Regions from separate parts of the Mus musculus genome. Here region 2 is linked to region 1. Evidence: chromatin loops called from intact Hi-C (ENCODE). Cell type or tissue: left cerebral cortex. All regions are shown on one strand. Region 1 overlaps Pm20d2 (peptidase M20 domain containing 2). Region 2 holds the start of Gabrr1 (gamma-aminobutyric acid (GABA) C receptor, subunit rho 1).

Region 1 (2,500 bases):
GACTGGGGGGTGGTGCGTGCAATGGGATACCTGTGGAGATCAAAAGAAATATTCTCTCCGATGTGATGTGGGTTCCGAGGGTTGAACTCTGGTCGGTTGGTCGCTAGGCGCGCATGACAAGTACTTTTGGCCTAGCTTTGATTGTTCTGCAGCCTGTTGCCCACTAAGGAATTATCCTCAGTGTGACTACTCACTCGTGCTCGGCCACATCCGGGAGATAGGCAGCGTTCTCCTGAGAGGGATGAGCCATAAAAACAACATCAAGGTTTTCGAAGGCACCTGCTTCAATTAGATCAATTTTGCCACCACCATCTTCTTCTGCAGGGGTTCCCAGGACAATCACCTACAAGGAAATGCAGATGTTAGCAAAGAGATTCCTAGCAGGAAAACATGACATGGGTTTTAGCGCGTGTGTATTCAGGATATACACTTAAGTCCTTAACCCCTGAAGAGAAGTTATAGTCTGACATTTATACCATGAATTAAAGTATATTGTGCAGAATCATAAAATTTAATATGTATTGTTATAGTAATCTGGTATAAATGCATGCTAGAAGTGCTATAGGAAAATTCCCCCAATTTTATACTCCACCCAAGTCATAACAAAGACCAAAAGAAGTAGAATTATATGTACTTTAACATTTGCTAGGACTTATCTGTTAAAGTTTCTTCGTGGCTAAGACTGTTTAATGTATGTGTATGACAGGTATAATCAATCAGTCATGAGCTTTACTGAAAAGGATCTTGCACGTGGCCTGTCTGTTACCCTCACAAGAAGCCTGCGAGGTAGTAAGCAGTCTGCAGTCTGCATCATTTCAGGCAGGCTACAGGCGTCCCGGGTTACAAAGCAAGTCTCCAGAGCCTACAGAGCTCTCCTTCCGGTTGAGACGGACTCCTCACTGAGAAACCACCTTAAAAGTCTTAACTCATTAACCTTTCATTGACGAGCCTTAAACAACCTCAGTGCCATGGTTAGAAACCCCCAACTATTACACAAACTTACTAACTCGATTTCACCAGTTCAACCAGGAAGACCTAAGGGTCACCAAACACCTAATCGAACAAAAGAGAACTTGACAGAATAAACCTTTTACTTTGATACCTAAGCTTAACTTCTTCAAGCAATTTTTAAAAAGCAAAGGCACAGCCTCTGCATAAGATTAAAGTATTGTTAAGGTCAGGTATAAAAATACAATGAAAGCAAAGGGAATCCACTCATATTCCATTTTCTGGTAAGAGAGGAACGTTGCTGAGAACAACCACTTGAAATTTGAAGTTGGTATACTTCTCAAAGTCTGGCTTTATTTATTTTTAAATTTATAATGTACCTTAAGTTAAGCTGCTTTTTGAGGGAGGGGGTAAGACAGGGTCTCTCTATGTAATCCTGACTGTCCTGGAGCTCAGATAGACTAGGCTGACCTCGAACTCACAGAGCTCCGCCTGGCATGCACCACCACTCCTGGCCGCTAAGCCTCTCTGAATCTACTGGGCTCATTGCCAACCGCTGAGAACTTTCCTAAGTCGGTCCAGGGTCTCACGGCCCTCCTCCCCAAACAACACAGAAACCTAGAGGCCACAAGAGATAAATTGTTTGTTGCAGAGGATTACATTACTGCCACTGGCGGGTGAGCCGAGCTGAGTTGTGACATATAACCTTGCTCACAGAATTAAATACACTATCCTAAAGAGTAAACACAAGATCGGACCTGCCCAAGACAGACATGCACGACATTTTCCTGCTTAAAGAACCGAGACGCCTGTTTAATATGAAATAAAATGTACACTTAAATATGAACCTATCTACGTAGTAAATGTTTTGTTAGCTTCTCCGTTAGTTCTGCTCTTTAGTGGTTTGGCAGCCTGGTAGTTCTAAACACTGAAATTTACTATACAAATACCAATTATTCAAATCAAAATCTTTTGTTTGTTAAGTCTCCATTTATTTCCTCCAGATAGCACACGACCCAATGAGCAAACTGCAGCTGTCTGCCACCAAAAATAACCGGTCTGGTACTCCGACTGGTCTGGCACTCCGGGCTGGATCCGGCACGCCCCGCGCTGGCCCGGAGTGGCTCACCTTGACCGGCGGCGGCGCAGCGATGCTCTCCAGCGCAGCCCGCAGGCCGAGCGCCGCAGCCACCCCGACCTCGGCGATGAGGTTGTGGCCGCAGGCGTGGCCCAGGGCTGGCAGCGCGTCGTACTCGCACAGGAAGGCCACCTGCAGCGCGCGGGGCCCCGCCGCGGACTCCGGCGGCGCCCACTCGGCACGGAAGGCGGTGGGGAGCCCGAAGTGCGGCTGCACCGCCCACGAGGCGGCCGGCGGCTCGCACTCGAAGAAGCGCGTGAGCTCGCCGTGCGCGCGGTGCTCTTCGTAGGCCAGCTCGGGCGCGCTCCAGATGGCGCGGCTCAGCGCGCCCAGGCGCTCGGCCGCCTCGTCGATGCGCTCGGCCGCTCGCCGTTTCAGCAGCTCCAGCTCGGCGGCGCTGCTCGTGCCGGGCTC
Region 2 (2,500 bases), 55 kb before region 1:
AGGTTCTTCTCAGAGTGATATTAATCATATCAAAGATGGCACCTTCTCTCCAAGATCTAATTATCTTACAGTAGATCCACTTTGTCCTCTTCTACCTTCTCATCTTTCTCTTCCTCTTGTAGTTATGCATCTTTTTCATTTAGACAGCCTAGGCTACTTTCTTGGCTCATCAATGTAGTCTTGCCATGTAGCCCAGGCTGGCCTCAAATGTATAATCTTCCTGCCTCCCAGAATACTGAAGTTATAGCTATGCACAACAACACCTAGCCTAAGCCCTATCTCTTTGAGTCTATCCCTTTAGAGACATGAATATCAGAAATTCAAAAACAACCTTGGCTATATAGAGAGAGTTCAAGTTAAGCCGAGGTTGCCTGGGTTTCAGGTTGCCCTTTCAGCAGGGGAGTGCTAAGAATTCCGAATCAGTTTATTGACACAGTCTGAAAGTCTCAACTGTCTGAAATCAGCTTGGAGGAGTCAATAATTTGGAGTGCTGAATGTAGTCCTACTTCATGGGACTCTGACTCTGTCCTGTGATGGAGACAGAACCTGGGCCTATAGATTCTGTGCCAAGGTTCTGAGCAGGTATCAAAGGAGACATAGTTATTGATGACTGTTCATTTATGTCCAGACATTTCCAAATGGAAACGTCCAAAGAGGCTGGTACAAGAATATTACAATTGATAAGGATTTTAGCTTTCTCTTTGCACAGTGTGGGGTACACTTTTCCCCACTTGACCTCTTAATTTCATCTATAGCTCCCCACAAGGCATCAACCCCAAGGTTACAGAAGCCATGGGCAAACTAGAAGCATCTAGGAGCATTAATAGATCAGGAGAGGATCAAACCAAGCAGACAGACAGACAGACAGACAGACAGACAGACAGAGTCTCTGCCTTTCTGCATTTACTTTTTTCTTTCTATCCAGTTGACTTGAAAATACAAACCCTCACCAGTACACCCACCACATTTGATGATGAACTAATTTAGACCCGCCCCAGGGACCGTCCCGCAGGACACAGGAATTCAACCTCAGTTTAGAAAATCCCTGACATCTGACGCAGGGGGATTTGCGGGGTTAGTGGAAATTGCTTTCTCCCGCTGGCCAGATTACTGACTGCAGCTTCATTTTCGCAGGGTAAACATCCTTCTAATAACAAACACAGCAATGATGCCTTAAGAGAGGGCGGGCGGCAACTCCTCACCGGCTCCTTCTCACGGCTTCTTGGGAGAACCGTTTGATTTGGGAATCTATGTTGGCTGTCCAGAATATGAAATTTGGCATATTCCTTTTGTGGTGGGGATGGGTTCTGGCTGCTGAGAGCACAGCGCACTGGCCAGGAAGAGAAGTTCATGAGCCATCTAGGAAAGGCAGGTGAGTGACTTGGAGGCAAAGGCCTTGGGGTAAAGGATGAAAAGCAGGTTCTTCATGGTTGTGTCTTAGCAGCAGCACTGCCAGATCTGTGTGGAAACACCTCTTCCCCTCCCCCTCCTCCCCTTACCCTCCTCCTCCTCTCCTTTCAGGAAGCTAGAATGCTGTTTTCCTTTGTAATAGCACTACACTTGATAGTATTAGCATATTTTCTTAAATTTGTTATTAATTATCTAAAAAATTATCTAAAAAAAACATTCTGAAAGAGAGGTTATTATATATTTTCTGAAAACCAAGGACGATCCTCAAGGGATCTGATGGAAGTTTTAACCTGTGGGAACGAGTTACAAAGTAATTAATTTCGGTGGGACTCTTTTCGGTTTTGTTTTAAAAGCAGTCTTCTTTGGGATGCACAGCTAGCAGCATCAGTAGGTTGTCCCCTACCTGTGACCTGGGAGGGGTTGGGGTGGTTGGTACTCACTGCCCCAGCCGGCTGTAGCTGCCTCACCCGATGGAGTTTAGGCAGCCAGGGCCTGGCCTTTGGCCGGCATCAGTCAGTAAACCAGGCACTGGAGACAGCACTGGAGACAGCCAGGCCCCGCACTCCTTCACTGATGCGGAGATAGATGAAGAAAAGGGCATCAGTATTTCCAGTTGAACCTAAATTTTCCTTCTGTTTGGTTGTAAGTCTGCAGAATAAGAAAGATCTGCTAATGCGAGGGCAGCATGTCTCTCAACAGTCTGGATCCAGTGGGCCCGTCTTGTTCGTCTGTGCTCCCTCGAGTCCTCCCCCAAGCAGATTCGCAGCGCAGATGTGCTCACGACTCTAGTTTCTACGATGTCATTAGACTAGATTCTCAGACATCCGCTGGTCGCAGCGAACCTGGGGTACTAAGGAGGACCCCTGTGCCCAGAGAGAGGGTCAGGAATTGCTTGGGCAAATGGAATTTGTGCAGTGATGAACCCGCAAAATGCAGGGATTCTTTGACCCAAATGTGCTCATGGGAATTAAAACCAACTAACACTGCTAATTGACCCCCAAACCCTCAGGCTTTTCCCAAGACACAATTAGAATGGCAACCTGTTTAGAGAAGTCATAAAGACTGCGTAGACTCTTCTAGAAAGTTAGTT

What was found. Hi-C counts contacts between places; a loop is a spot of excess contacts. Peaks named below come from ENCODE experiments on the same cell type or tissue, not always from the same donor. Only the 100,000 strongest peaks of a DNase experiment are listed, where the experiment ranks them.
Region 2: it touches region 1 in a loop (2.2-fold over the local background); 3 of 42 quality-filtered maps call a loop at or near these places.

Annotation. Positions count from the first base shown.
Region 1 is chr4:33,186,854-33,189,353 of GRCm38, forward strand. It overlaps Pm20d2 (peptidase M20 domain containing 2), which reads right to left. Exons shown (of 7, transcript NM_001034867.2): 1 at 2,078-2,500; 2 at 195-343. Among named protein-coding and RNA genes, the nearest start is that of Pm20d2, 1.6 kb to the right of the region's middle. In left cerebral cortex, CTCF peaks have their summits at 1,463 and 2,122; a DNase peak (open chromatin) is centred at 1,532; H3K4me3 peaks cover 744 bases; H3K27ac peaks cover 559 bases.
Region 2 is chr4:33,131,404-33,133,903 of GRCm38, forward strand. It overlaps Gabrr1 (gamma-aminobutyric acid (GABA) C receptor, subunit rho 1), which reads left to right and starts at 1,153. Exons shown (of 10, transcript NM_008075.2): 1 at 1,153-1,372. The coding sequence starts at 1,251. In left cerebral cortex, no CTCF peak of the experiment used is centred here; no DNase peak of the experiment used is centred here.